2 separate regions of the Homo sapiens genome follow, and region 1 is linked to region 2. A link is a loop called in an ENCODE intact Hi-C map of the cell type or tissue named here. Cell type or tissue: tibial artery. All regions are shown on one strand. Links, peaks and the distances in the headings refer to the core of each region. The heading gives the core; the rest is flanking DNA.

Region 1 (7,156 bases), core at 2,500-4,999, 310 kb before region 2:
ACGTCAGGTGATCCGCCCGCCTTGGCCTCCCAAAATGCTGGAATTACAGGTGTGAGCCACCAACAAAGTCTCACTGGTGTCACCCCGGTTGGAGTGCAGTGGTGCGATCTCAGCTCACTACAACCTCCACCTCCTGGGTTCAAGAGATTCTCCTGCCTCCGCCTCCCGAGTAGCTGGGACTACAGGCTGGTGCCACCATGCCTGGCTAATTTTTGTATTTTTAGTAGAGACGGGGTTTCACCGTGTCGCCCAGGTTGGTCTCAAACTCCTGACCTCAAGTGATCCACCCACCTCGGCCTCCCAAAGTGCTGGGATTACAGGCGTGAGCCACTGTGCCTGACCATACTTCAGCAGATTTTTGATGGTGGAATAATGGAGAAGTCTTACAGAAAGCACTAAGAACATCGCTTAGCATACAGTAAGCACCCAATAAAAGTTGGCTATAATCTACAGTAAATTCCGCCCTTCCCCAGACTGCTTCCTGCCTCATGAGCAGGTTTACTGTCTTCTCGACTCTGAAAATGATCTTATTTCTTTACTTCCCTGACTCCGATAGGTCAGGAAATGGGACTGGATCCCCAGCCTCCAGCACAGGGCCCAGGCACACAGGAAATATTTTACCAAGTGAATCAGTGAATTGATAGCAGTAAGAAATGGTCAAGAATGGGTTCTGCAGCTGGGCATGGTGGCTCATGCCTGTAATCCCAGCACTTTGGGGAAGCTGAGAAGGGAGGACTGCTTGAGGCTGGGAGTTCAAGACTACCCTGGGCAACATAGTGAGACCGTGCCTCTACAAAAAACATAAAAATTGGCCGGGTGGGGTGGCTCACACCTGTAATCCCAACACTTTGGGGAAGCTGAGAAGGGAGGACTGCTTGAGGCTGGGAGTTCAAGACTACCCTGGGCAACATAGTGAGACCGTGCCTCTACAAAAAACATAAAAATTGGCCGGGTGGGGTGGCTCACGCCTGTAATCCCAGCACTTTGGGAAGCCGAGGTGGGCGGATCAACTGAGGTCCGGAGTCCGAAACCAGCCTGACCAACATGGAGAAACCTTGTCTCTACTAAAGACACAAAATTAGCTGGGCGTTGTGGCACACACCTGGGAGACTGAGGCAGGAGAATCCCTTGAACCTGGGAGGCGGAGGTTGCGGTGAGCCGAGATTGCACCATTGCACTCCAGCCTGGGCAACAAGAGTGAAACTCCATCTCAAAAAAAAAAAAAAAAAAAAAAAAAAATATATATATATATATATATATATATATATATATATATAAATTAGCCCGGTGTGGTGGTGCACACCTGTAGTCCCAGCTACTCAAGAGGTGGAGGTGGAAGGATTGCTCGAATGCAGGAGTTTGAAGTTACAGTGAGCTATGATCACACCACTGCACTCCAGCACTCCAGCCTGGGCAACAGAGCAAGACTGTCTCAAAAAAAAAAAAAAAAAAAAAAAAGGATTCAGTGTCAGTCAGGTACACATGGCCCTTCCTGTCATCCCAGCTCCTAAAATTCTGAGCATCTCTGAAGGGAGGGACTAGGTCTTAATCACCTTTATATCTCCTTTGTCTACTACTGCCAAAGTGGCAGCATCTCTAGCCTCCCTGTGACTTTCCTTGGGTCTTATGGGTAATATGGAATATTACAGCAGCCAGAGGGAACTTTCAAGACAGAAGTCAGAATAGCCCCTCCCCTGCTTAACACCCTGCACCAGCTCCCACTGCCTTAGAACACAACCCAGAGTCTTTCCCATGACCTATGGCTCTGCATGATCAACCCCCTCCTGTCCCATCACTGCACCCCAGCCCCAGTCCTGTTGACCTGTAAACAGCCAAGTTTGTTCCTGCCTCAGGGCCTTTGCACTAGCTGCTCTTTCTGCCAGGAACCCTCTTCCCCCAGATGTTTGCGTGACCGGTTCCTTCTTTTCAATCAGGTCTTAGTTCAAATGCCCCATCCTCATGGTGGTCTTCTCTATCACTCCACCTAAGCAGACCCAATCCCCAGTCCCTCCCCACCCCCAATATTCTGCTGTATCACCCTGGTTTGTCTTCATAGCACATATTGCTGGCTGACATTATCTTATTTATTTGATTTCTAGTTTTCAGACCGTCAACTAGAAGATCAGATCCAAGGGCTGGGATATGCCTGCTGTGTTCACTGCTTTAACCACAGTGCCTAGCACATAGTAAAGGCTCAGGAAAGATCGGCCAGGCACGGTGGCTCATGCCTGTAATCCCAGCACTTTGGGAGGCCGAGGCGGGTGGATCACCTGAGGTCAGGAGTTTGAGACCAGCCTGGACGACATGGCAAAACCCCCTCTCTACTAAAAAAATACAAAAATTAGCCGGGTGTGGTGGCACGTGCCTGTAATCCCAGCTATTTGGAGGCTGAGGCAGGAGAATCGCTTGAACCTGGGAGGCAGAGGTTGCAGTGAGCCCAGATGGCACCACTGCACTCTAGCCTGGGTGACAGAACAAGACTGTCTCAAACAAACAAACAAAAAAGATTTACAGAAGGAATGAGTCATAGAGGGCCCTCAACTCCTTGGCCTTCAAACCTAAATGGAACCAAGGGAGGGCAGACACTGGGACCAGCTATCTAGTGTTGCTTGCTTCCTGCTCCCACAAGCCTGAATGGCTAGCCACTAGCCTGGCCAATTGCATCTCCCATTACTCTTCCATAACCCCCTTCTGATCTAGATTGTTCTCACTGTCCCATGAACATACCATGCTCACTCCCATGTCTTTGTCTCAGCAGTGGCCCCCACCTGGGATACCCTTCCAACAACCAGCTCAAGTCCCACTTTGTCCTGGTGTCATCGTTCTCTCCTCACCTCTCTTCTGTGAGCTCCTCCAGCCCTTACATTCTAAAGTCCAGATTTGAGGCTTCATTATGTATTATCTATGTTGGGGTGTTTACTTTAAATACTGAGTGCTCACCATGTGCCCAGTGCTTTGTAAAGGCCATCTAATTTAACTCAGCTGTGTACTAAGATGGAGCAGGGGAGTATTACCCCATTTACAGATGAGGACACTGAGACTCCAAGAAATGAAGTGACTTTCCAATGTTTTACAGAAGGTACGTGGTGGACCTGGGGCTCAAACCCAGGCCTTCCAGACTCCAGAGTCCTGATTCCCTTGCTCCAATGGGCTCTCAGCTGCTGGGTGAGGCTGTTCCTGAGAGGTCTCCTCTTGCACTTCCCAAAACAACAGAGTAGACCCAGGCCCCAGGCCCAGCCATCAGGAGACTGAGGTTTGAACCCCAGCTCCGCCTCTCTCTGGGTCAGATGCTTGCTCTGTGAGCTGGGACTACTCTACTCGGGCACACGGTCTGGGACTGACCAGATCTCTTGGGGTACGTTTGCAGTCAGACCTGGGCGTGAGACCCGCTCCCGCCTGGCCCTGCCTTGGGCGCGCAGGGCGGCCTCGGCACTTGTCTGGCAACTTCTCCGCGGCCTCGGATCTTGCCCCAGCATTACTGCTGGAGTTGTTCCCCCATTTTACAGACAGGAAAACTGAGGCAGGCAGAAAGGAAGGCCCCGCCCGGCCGGCCCTCACCCTTGTTCTTCTGTGTCCGAGCGATCTCCTTCTCGATCTCCGAGATCTTCTCTAAGATCCCCATGGTAGCAGCAGAGGTGGGCGCACAGACAGCGGTGGCGGCGGCACCGGCAATTCCGGTCTGACGGCGGCGACAGAGTAGCGTGCGCCCGGAAGCCAAAGAGAACAGCGTTCTCGTGGGCGCCTGGTGCTCCAGGATTCAGAGTCCGGGCGAGCCAAGTGCCAGACACTATCGGTTCCGCCCGCTGGGCCGGCCAGGCTGCGGACCTCTGGAAAGAGCCGGGGCGGGGCCGGGCCATGCTGTACTGGCCCACGGCTGCGGCTGGCAGGAGCAAGCAAGGAAGAGAGGGAATCTGCCCGTGTTGAACTCTGAACTGCGGGTCCCTGAGCGCAGCTGACTGGCAGTGTAAGGAAAAGGGGCTGAGCCGAAAGCCTAGTGGCTTTCATTTTATACTATAAATGGAGGTGTCCAATCTTTTGGCTTCTCTGGGCCACATTGGAAGAATTGTCTTGGGCCACACGTAAAATACACCAACACTAACGATAGCTGATGAGCTTAAAAAAAAATCGCCAAAAAAACCCTCAATGTTTTGGCCGGGCGCGGTGGCTCACGCCTGTAATCCCAGCACTTTGGAAGGCCGAGACGGGCGGATCACCTGAGGTTGGGAGTTCGAGACCAGCCTGACCAACATGGAGAAACCCATGTCTACTAAAAATACAAAATTAGCCGGGCGTGGTGGCGCGCGCCTATAATCCCAGCTACTGGGAAGGCTGAGGCAGGAGAATTGCTTGAACCCGGGAGGCGGAGGTTGCGGTGAGTGGAGATTGCGCGCCATTGCACTCCAGCCTGGGCAACAAGAGCGAAACTCCATCTCAAAAAACAAACAAACAAAAAACCTCAGTTTTTTTTTCTTTGTTTTAGTTTTGTTTTTTTGAGACGGAGTCTCACTTTGTCATCCAGGCTGTAGTTCAGTGGTGTGATCTTGGCTCACCGCAACCTCCGACTCCTGGGTTCAAGTGATTCTCCTGCCTCAGCCTCCCAAGTAGTTGGGATTACAGGCGCGTGCCACCACACTCGGCTAATTTTTGTATTTTTAGTAGAGACGAGGTTTCACCATGTTGGCCAGGCTGGTCACGAACTCCTGACCTCAAGTGATCTGCCTGCCTCAGCCTCACAAAGTGCTGGGATTACAGGCGTGAGCCGCTGTGCCCTGCCTAAATTTCATAATGTTTTAAGAAAGTTTACGAATTTGTGTTTGGCCACATTCAAAGTGGTCCTGGGCCACATGTGGCTGCAGACCTCAGGTGGGACAAGCTTGAAGAGGTTCAAAATGGATCCCCAAGATGCTGCCACTGCACTCCAGCATGGGCAACAGAGCGAGAACCTGTCTCAAGAAAAAAAAAGTGGATCCCCATACCACCTTTTTTTTTTTTTTTTTTTTTTTGAGACAGGGTCTCACTTGATCACCCAGGCTGGTGTGCAGTGGCGTGATCACAGCTCACTGCAGCCTCGACCTCCCAGGCTCAGGTGATCCTCCCTCCTCAGTCTGGGAGAAAATCAGCCACCGCGCCTGGCTGATTTTTGTATTATGTTGTAGAGATGGAGTTTCACCATTGTTGCCCAGTCTGGTCTTGAACTTCTGAGCTCAAGGAATCTGCCAGCCTTGGCCTCCCAGAGTTCTGAGATTACAGGCATGAGCCACTGCACCTGCCCCCCATACCACCTTAACGCAGTACTCCAACTCAGGATCACCTACCATCAGATGCCTCCTGATACGAAGCAGTGTAAAGTAGACAGCATCTCGTGACATTTTTTCTTAGACAGGCTCTCCCTCTATTGCCTAGGCTAGAGTGCAGTGGCGTGACTACAGCTCACTGCAACCTCAACCTTCCAGGCTCAAGTGATCCTCCCACCTCAGCCTCCTGAGTAATTGTGACTATAGGCCCGAACCATCATGCCTGGCTAATTAAAAAAAATTTTTTTTTGTAGAGATGGGGTTTCACTATGTTGCCCAGGCTGCTCCTGAACTCCTGGTCTCAAGCAGTCCTCCCACCTCGGCCTCCCAAGGTGCTAGGATTACAGGCATGAGCCACCTCATCTGGCTGACAGCATCTCTTATGTAGAATTCTTGCCAAAAATACTGTAACTGAGTTTAGGCATGAGGAAACATCAGATAAATGTAGAAAGTGGAACATTTTATAAGGCAATTGGCCTTGGTTCATCAAAATTGTCAATGACAGTGGCCAGGGGGTAAGTAGGGAGATTGTTCTAAATGAAAAAATGTTACGTGTGTGGAACTTGTCCAGATTCTGGTTGAAATTTTTATTTTATTTAAATTTATATATTTTTTTCTTTTTTTTTTTTTTTGAGACGGAGTCTCTCTCTGTTGCCCAGGCTGGAGTGCAGTGGCGCGATCTTGGCTCACTGCAAGCTCCATCTCCCGGGTTCACGCCATTCTCCTGCCTCAGCCTCCCGAGTAGCTGGGACTACAGGCGCCCGCCACCACACCCGGCTAATTTTTTGTATTTTTAGTAGAGACGGGGTTTCACCGTGCTAGCCAGGATGGTGTCGATCTCCTGACCTCGTGATCCGTCCGCCTTGGCCTCCCAAAGTGCTGGGATTACAGGCGTGAGCCACCGCGCCTGGCTATCTTTTTTTCTTTTTTTGAGACGCAGTCTCACTCCGTCGCCCAGGCTGGAGTGCAGTGGCACAATCTCGGCTCACTGCAAACCTCCGCCTCCCGGGTTCGAGCGATTCTCCTGCCTCAGCCTCCTGAGTTGCTGGGACTACAGGCGCCTGCCACCATGCCCGGCTAATTTTTTGTATTTTTAGTAGAGATGGGGTTTCACCATGTTAGCCAGGATGGTCTCAATCTCCTGACCTCGTGATCCGCCCGCCTCGGCCTCCCAAAGTGCTGGGATTACAGGCTATTTTTCTTTTTTTAGAGATGGGGTGTCTCTCTATCACCCAGGCTGGAGTGTAGTGTTATGATCATGGCTGACTGCAGCCTTGAACTCCTGGGCTCAAGTGATCCTCCAGCCTCAACCTCCCAAGTAGCTAGGACTACAGGCACATGCTACCATGGCCAGTTAATTCTGGTTGAAAAATTTAAAAGCACCTATAAAAAGACATTCTGGGCCAGGCGCAGAGGCTCACACCTGTAATCCTATCATTTTGGGAGGCCCAGGTGGGTGGATCACCTGAGGTCAGGAGTTCAAGACCAGCCTGGCCAATATGGCGAAACCCCATCTCTATTAAAAGTACAAAATTAGAGGCCGGGTGCAGTGGCTCACGCCTGTAATCCCAGCACTTTGGGAGGCCAAGGCGGGTGGATCACGAGGTCAGGAGATCGAGACCATCCTGGCTAACACGGTGAAACCCCATCTCTACCAAAAATACAAAAAATTAGCTGGGCGTGGTGGCGCACGCCTGTAGTCCCAGCTACTTGGGGGGCTGAGGCAGGAGAATCGCTTGAACCCGGGAGGCAGAGGTTGCAATGAGCCAAGATTGTGCCACTGCATTCCAGCCTGTGCAATAAGAGAGAAACTCCATCTCAAAAAAAAAAAAAAAAAAAGACATTCCAAGCTGGGTGTGGTG
Region 2 (7,156 bases), core at 1,958-4,457:
GACGCCCAGCAGGGCTGAGATCCGTCTACAGCTCTATGCCCCAGAGTGCCTGTCTGTCAAACAGAAAGGGGAACAAGGTCTCCCTCCTGGATACGCCAGCTTCCCAGAGGAGTCGTGGAATGTGCCGCTGCCTTCCGCCTTCCCCAGCCTAGGCGGAACCGCCCCTCGCTTCCCTGCCTTTGACACCCCCTCGCTGCAGCCATTCTGACAGCCGGGGAGGCACAGCAGGCCAGCCCCTCCCAGTCCCCGTTCCACCTGGGGGAGCGGGGAATTGGCACCCCCTCCCTCCCCCCAGTCCCCAGGGGAGGAAGCCGCCTGTCAGGCCGCCACGGCGTGTCAAATCCTCTTGCTGCCTAATTGTGAGACGGCGGCGTTTAAAGAAACGCTTTTCTGGCCGCCTGCCACACCGCAAACTGCTTGGTATAATTTTATTATTAAGGAGAGAGAAAAAGAGGGAGGGGGATTGGAAGAGAGAAGGAGAGAAAAAAGGGGAGAGAGAGAGGAGGAAATTGCTTCGTCCAAGTCAGCTGGTGGAGTATTCTGCTCAACGTGAAAGCGGGGCCGGCTTTCCAGTTGGCAAGCTGACTTCGTTAATTGCGCATTCAGTCTCTACTTAGGGTAATTGAAACGAAGCGGGGCCGGCTCTGACAATTAGGGTCTGCGACTAGGCCATTAACCCTTTCCGCCCCCGCCCCCCGCCTACACCTCAGCACCCCATCGAGGTGGAGGGGGGTCACCGGGCGCCCCGGCCAGGACCAGATCCGGGGCGGGGGCGAGGAGCCCCACGCGAGGCGCTGGACTGCGGCAGCGAGTGCGGGCGCGCGCCCCAGCGCGAGCAGGGTTAACGCGGCGCCTGGAGTCCTGCAGCCCGGCTGGGGCAGAGGGGGACGGGGAGCAGCGCAGGGTGTGTGGGGGTTGTTGCGGCCTCTCCGCCCCTCTGCAACAGATGTTTCAGCCGTGTAAGACAAAGGCAGAGCGCCTGCTGCTGCCGGAGAAAATCCGCAGGACTCCCTCAGGGGCAGGTAAAATTTCACCTTCTATTTGTGTTCCCCCGCCCGCCCCCGCCTTGTTTCCCGGCCTCTGCGCCAATCCGGAAAGCGCACCAAAGACGCCGCGCCGCCGCCTCCGCAGCCCAGCCCGCTGACCCCAGCAAGGTCACGGCAACCTCGGGCTCTGCCGGCAGCGCGCCCGCCAGTTCTCCGCCGGCGAAGGGCGCCCCCCCGTCCCCGCGCCCAGTCCCCTCCCGGGGCGGGCCCGGTCCTCGGTGCCCCGGTCCCCCGGTCCCCGGTCGCTGCAGGCGCCAGGAGAGAGGAAGGGGGCGCTGCACTCGCCATGAGGCGGAGGCGGCCCTGGACGTCCCCGCCTCCCTCTCGCCTGCGCGGGGACCGCGGGGGGCTGCCACCAGCCCCCATCATTCATCTCCCTGATTCTCCCGTAGCCGCCCTCGAAGTCAGCCGAGTGAAGCAGCTGTTCCTTGCACACTCCACTTGACCAAAGATGATGATAAATGAGGCCGGGGCTGCCGCGGGGACGCGGCGGCGGCAAGGGGCGCGCAGGGCGGGGCGTACGGCCTCCGCAGCTCCCTCCCCACGCCTCGGTAAGGGCGAGGACGCGAAGGACAGAGGCCGAGAGCAAAATCTAAGGCCCGTGCTGCCCTCTTGGCGCCCTGAGCAGCCTCGACGGCCGGCGGTGTGGAGAAACCTGACGGAGAGGTGCGCCCGGCTCGCCGGGCCCCAGGCCGAGACCTCTTCCTCCAGGCCGCGGCACAGCCCCGCCCCCGCCCTTCCCCCTCCCTCCCTATCCCTTCTTCTAATGCTTCGGTCCCCACTGGGTCCTCGTCGCCCCCCCAACCCCCCGCCCCCGTGGCTCAAACCTATTAACGCTCGTAAATAATGAATAATGGAGCGCTTCCCTCCAGCCGCGCAAGGCTGCGGGCGGGGGGCCACTGCCAGATGCGCCCGGTCCTGGGGAGGGGGCACCCACCGACCGGGTGCAGAGGGGGCCCGGGCGCGCGGCCCCGCACACGTGCAACCGCGGCGCGCAGGCGGGCACCCCGCCCGGCGGAGGAGGGGGAATCCCGCTCTGCCCTCCCCAACGCCACCTCCCCTGGAGTCCTCTGGCACCGAACGAGGCGAGAGAGCGCGCGCGAGCTTCCCAGCCGGAGAGGGTTATTTTTAACCTGCCCCCCTTTCTATATCTGCCTCTCGGGTTTGCGCGCCCGCCCGCCCGCTCCACCAGCCGAGGACGCGGGCTCCTCACCTCGCTCGGCGGCTCCGGACTCTGAGCGCCTCCCCTGGCCCGCGGCCCCCGCCCCTGCGCGGGCATCGCACGGCTAAATCTCAGCCTGGAAAAGACCGATTAGGAGCCGCGTGCCTTTCTGCGAAATATTGGAACCGGGTGGGATGGGGGCGGGGAGCCCGGCGCTGTCGTCCCTTCGCCTCCCTCTCTCCCTCCCACCCCGCGCGCAGAGTGGCTGCGAGAGGCGGCTCCTGCTCTCCCCCCGCAAAAAGGGGGCGGCCGGCCCGGGGCCCCGAGCCCTCCGTTGGTTTTCGGCCTTCCCTCCTCAACGCCCACCCTTCTTCGGTCATTTACGAAGCTGGGGCTTCTAACACGCAGACCCTCCGGCAGCGGTGGCGCCAAGTGGGGCGCTGCCCCCGCCCCCCATTTCCAGTTCCCTCCCTAAGCCGCTCTAAACAAACACACCATTTAAACAGCAGCGGGCTGGCCGTACCAACAACTTTGAGGCAGACCCCACCCGTGCCTGCGACCGCGCCAGGGGACTGGGAAAGTGCCAGGGGCGCACAGTGGGGACTCCCCGAAGGCAGTTTAGTGCTGCCGTCCCCTTTTCAGGCTCACCCTCCCTTAGACTCACCCAGACCCCTCCCTCCCAGCCCCTTCCCCTGCGGCCAAGCACCCCAGGCCAGCAGCTCAGACTACCCTCCGCCCCCAGTCAGGGAATGAGGCCGCAGGAAGTTCAAGTAGGCTCCCATTACTCTGCTCTCCAAAAGGCCACCCATGCAAACCCCAGCCTGTCCTTCCCCCAAGAGGTGGGGAGCAGCAGAGGAGCTGACTGAGCTCAGAGGCCCCCCTGGGGCTTTGACTGGATCTCTCCCTCACTTGACATTTTGCAGACTGCTCCGTGCCCAATCCTGGAGACCCACAGGCATAGGAACCCGTGAGCACCTCCCTCCTGAAGGAGGTGGGGTAAGACTCCCTGCTGCAGCACAGAGGACGGAAGGTTGGAGGAAGTGGTGGGCTGAGAAAGGAGCAGGGCATTCCAGCCGCCAGGAGCTGCCTAGCTTGGTGGCGGGGAAGAATACCGCCTATTTGGGAACCTGAGATGGAGTTCTCTCTGTGGTTTAGCTAGTCTGGAGGAGACAGGCCTCAAGGGCTGGGCCCCTTCCCCAAGAGGGCAGCCTCTGGTGGGGGGTGGAGATTCCAGCAGAGAGGTAAGAAGCCTGGCAGGTTCCTAGCTCCTGGGAGGGGAGGGGGTGAGGATGCCTGTGGAATACAGATTAAAGACAGCGCTGACTCTGAGTGCTGGGCCCGGGACACTCCTGGGCCTGCCCAGAAAGCAAGGCTGGCCCAGAAGGGGAGAGACAGGGACACAGCCTCCTAAGCAAATGCAGAGCCTAGCATTACAGAGTGGGGGTTCTCAAGGGGCTTCTCCCCCAGCCAGCTAGACACTGGGCATGGACTTCCCTCATATCTGGAAAGGTCTTGATAAGGCTCAGACTGCTGGAGCCGTGTAACTGCAGCACCCTCAAAGGCTGATGCCGTCTGACCCCCTCCTGTGTCCAAGGTGCCTCAATAGATTTTACTTCTCTCAAACTGCCCTTCTGGGAGGTGACATCACCTGTCATTTCACAGACATGCAAACTGAGCTCCAGAGAAGAGAAGGGGGTATTCCAAACTCCAGCCTCTGGGGGCCCTCCCTGGTCCCCCTGTCCTAGGCCCTGAGGGGTGGGACCTCAATCGGGGAGATGCCCGTGGGGCTTTGGTGAATACAGGATACAGGCACCCAGGGGTGAAAGACATGGGCGAGGAGGTCCTGGTTCCCCCTGAAAATTTCAGAAAACTGGTTTTCTTGGGAGAAAAAAAGGGTGGGTGGCCGGGTGCGATGCCTCACGCCTGTAATCCTAGCACTTTGGGAGGCCAAGGTGGGTGGATCACTTGAAGTCAGGAGTTTGAGACCAGCCTGGCAAACATGTTGAAACCCCGTCTCTACTAAAAATATAAAAATTAACTTGACATGGTAGCATGCGCCTGTAATTCCAGCTACTCGGGAGGCTGAGGCATGAGAATTGCTTGAACCTGGGAGGCGGAGGTTGCAGTGAGCCAAGATTGCGCCATTGCACTCCAGCCTGGGGACAAGAGTAAAACTCTTGTCTTAAAAAAAAGCCTGGGTGGAGTGGCTCACTCCTGTAATCCGAGCACTTTGGGAGGCCGAGGCAGGCGGATCATGAGGTCAGGAGATCGAGACCATCCTGGCTAACACGGTGAAACCCCGTCTCTACTAAAAATACAAAAAATTAGCCGGGCGAGGTGGCGGGTGCCTGCAGTCCCAGCTATGCAGGAGGCTGAGGCAGGAGAATGGCGTGAACCCCGGGGGGCGGAGCCTGCAGTGAGCCAAGATCGCGCCACTGCACTCCAGCCTGGGCAAGGGCGAGACTCCGTCTATTAAAAAAAAAAAAAAAAAAAAAGGGTGGGGAGGGGACTAGAGAGAAGTCCCAGGGCCTACCATCACTGATTTCCCGCTACCCACTTGGCCAGGCTACCTACTAAGGGTTTCCATGTGGGGATTTGGCTCCTGGGGCTGCAGAATTATGATAATGAGGCCTAAGTCCACATGGGTCTTGTTCCTTCATCTGTAGACCAAATACAAACCCTATGTAGCCATGTGCCACACTCTTCAACTGTGTGTAGCTACTGTTGTGCTGAAAAAAATTCACTCAGGGCCTAAGAGCTTTGGGCAGTTAAATCCCCCTCCCCGACAACAGACTAACAGGTCCCATTTTGATATCAAGGGCTGGGGTTTCAAGACAGGGAACTGTGGGGCCCACGCTGTCCTGGCCTCCCTGGAGGCCTGGCTGCTCTCATGCCAGGAAGGGAGCTTCCATTTACTACGGGCCTAGGATGGCCGCCCCGCTGCCCCCAGCGCTCCCTGGGTGGGTGCGGATCCTGGCCAGTCCCCCAGACACGCAGTCTGCTGACCAGAAGCAGCGACCTTCGGGGAGAGCCAGCCACCAGCCAGCCACTGCTCCAGAGGCAGGCCTGGGGCCACCCGGGAGGCTTTCCTCACCACGGAAAATATTTGCCTTTGGTTGTCGGCTGATGCCTTGTCTTGTGTCTGAATGGACAACTGGCTGATTTCTCTCTCTTTGGAACAGCCATGAAATGCGAAGGTGTTTAAGAGTAAAAACCAGGCGAGGGCAACTGGGCCTGGCGTCCAGCTGTTTTGAACAACACTCTTGTTTTTCTCCCAGAGTGAACAGAATACTTTCTGCGGTTCAGAATACTCTGTGCACTGGCCCCTCTTCCCAGGCCCCGCCCCAGCCCCCTCAGGCCTCACCTCCAGCTGCTGCAGACCATTCCAGAACTCCCTCCCTCTTGGCTTCTAGTCACTCAGCATCTGGGGGAGAGAGCCTCTTCCAGCTGTACATAGCTAGCTTGGCCTGGCCCCAGAACTGCTGTGTTCTGGAAAGTTGTAGGAGAATCCCTCTTGGCGGGCTCTCCAGCATGGAGAATCGCAGGCCTCTGCTCCGGAAAGGGAGGCTTTTGAGAGGTCAGATTCACCACAGCCAGACCAATGAACTGTGAGGGCTCATAGGGGCTGGGGCTCCGGTTTCAGGGGTGAGAGGAGCCACCATCTGCCCCCATGCCCACTCTGATTGTAAATGGCTAGACTCTGGTGCCGGGGTCAGCTCTGGATTCATATCCCAGCTCCTGCATATGTATATGCTGGGTGACCTTGGGCAGTTTACTTAACCTCTCTGTGCTTTGTGTGCCTAAGCTGCAAGATACTCTAAATTAAACAGCAAACTTTCAGTGCTGTTGTGGGACGAAATGGGATAATGTGCTTGGTAGCTGGCAGGGGCTCAATAAAAGGTAGCAACTTCCAGGGCCACCAGTTCATGGGGAGCCAGGTCCAAGTCTTGTACTTTCTATGCCTCCCAGGGAGCCACGTATGTCTGCGACAGAGCTGGGGAGGACATTCTGGGGCTGAGGGTTGAGGTCTGCCCATAGAGCAGCGGCCTGTACCTGCAGGCAGGTAGAGTATCATCCTGGCTGAGTCTCAGTGCTCCTCAAACATTAAAGTGTACATCCTGGTGAGACGCAGATTTTGATGCAGCGGGTCAGGTGGGACAGGGGTTCTGCAGCTGTAAGGAACTCCCAGGTCAAGCCAGTGTGGCAGGTCTGTGACCGCAGCTGGTACGGCAAGATCTCAGCCCTGGAAGACTCTGGGTTCTGCTGAGGCTGGGCTCAGAGAGAGAATACAAGTTTTGTCCTGTCCAAGGAGCACCCTCCAGGATTTCAGGACAAGGCTCTGGCTCTGTGTCCCCAAGCCCTCAGTCTCAGAGCTTGGGTCCTGCAGTGGCCTGGGCAACCCTCCGGACTCTCCATTCAGCATTTGTTCCTGACAGCAGTGCACGGATAAAGAGCAGTTTCATGCTGCTGAACTTGCAATCACTTCAAGGCCTGGGCCCCTCTGGGCCTCAGTTTCCCCACTGGCACAGTGGGAAGCTGGGATAAGCTAATCCCACCCTTTCCCCTTGGTAATTCCCCACATTGCTCTTCCCTTCCCTTCATCCCTTCCCAAAACACAGGTCTGAGGCCTGAGCATCCATCCTAGGGGCTGGGCCCCCATCCCCATGACTGCAGTCATGGGGTACAAGACTCATGCAGACTCGTAAGAACAGCCACTTCTGACCTGGGGCCTCGATGTTCCAGGCACTGTCCTAGGCATTTGCATCTACAAACTTCTCACCATAATCCAATCACCACTGTTTTACAGATGAGGAAACTGAGCCCCACGGGGTGAAGCCTATTGCCTGAGATCTTGCAGTTGGTAACGGGTGCAGGCTGGACTCAGGCCCCCACACATGCCCAGGCCCTTGAGTATTTGTAAGGGAAGCAGCTGTTTGGTTTTCTTGGC

What was found. A loop is a pair of places that touch in the nucleus more often than their neighbours do. Peaks named below come from ENCODE experiments on the same cell type or tissue, not always from the same donor. Only the 100,000 strongest peaks of a DNase experiment are listed, where the experiment ranks them.
Region 1: it touches region 2 in a loop (7-fold over the local background); 3 of 110 quality-filtered maps call a loop at or near these places.

What each region holds. Positions count from the first base shown.
Region 1 is chr17:18,084,490-18,091,645 of GRCh38, reverse strand. It overlaps DRG2 (developmentally regulated GTP binding protein 2), which reads right to left and starts at 3,698. Exons shown (of 13, transcript NM_001388.5): 1 at 3,559-3,698. The coding sequence starts at 3,622. RefSeq lists enhancers at 2,814-3,313, 3,271-3,320, 3,371-3,690, 3,314-3,815, 3,881-4,040. In tibial artery, for the core only: no CTCF peak of the experiment used is centred there; a DNase peak (open chromatin) is centred at 3,865; H3K4me3 peaks cover 1,887 bases; H3K27ac peaks cover 1,972 bases.
Region 2 is chr17:17,777,319-17,784,474 of GRCh38, reverse strand. All of the region lies in intron 2 of RAI1 (retinoic acid induced 1), which reads right to left. LOC124903942 (a long non-coding RNA gene) reads left to right here and starts at 931. Exons shown (of 2, transcript XR_007065649.1): 1 at 931-1,022. It overlaps SMCR5 (Smith-Magenis syndrome chromosome region, candidate 5), which reads left to right and starts at 4,946. Exons shown (of 1, transcript NR_024007.1): 1 at 4,946-7,156. RefSeq lists enhancers at 1-449, 1,415-1,915, 3,051-3,940, 4,830-5,719 and silencers at 574-843, 1,174-1,373, 1,494-1,743. In tibial artery, for the core only: a CTCF peak has its summit at 3,303; DNase peaks (open chromatin) are centred at 2,183 and 3,063; H3K4me3 peaks cover 1,140 bases; H3K27ac peaks cover 2,305 bases.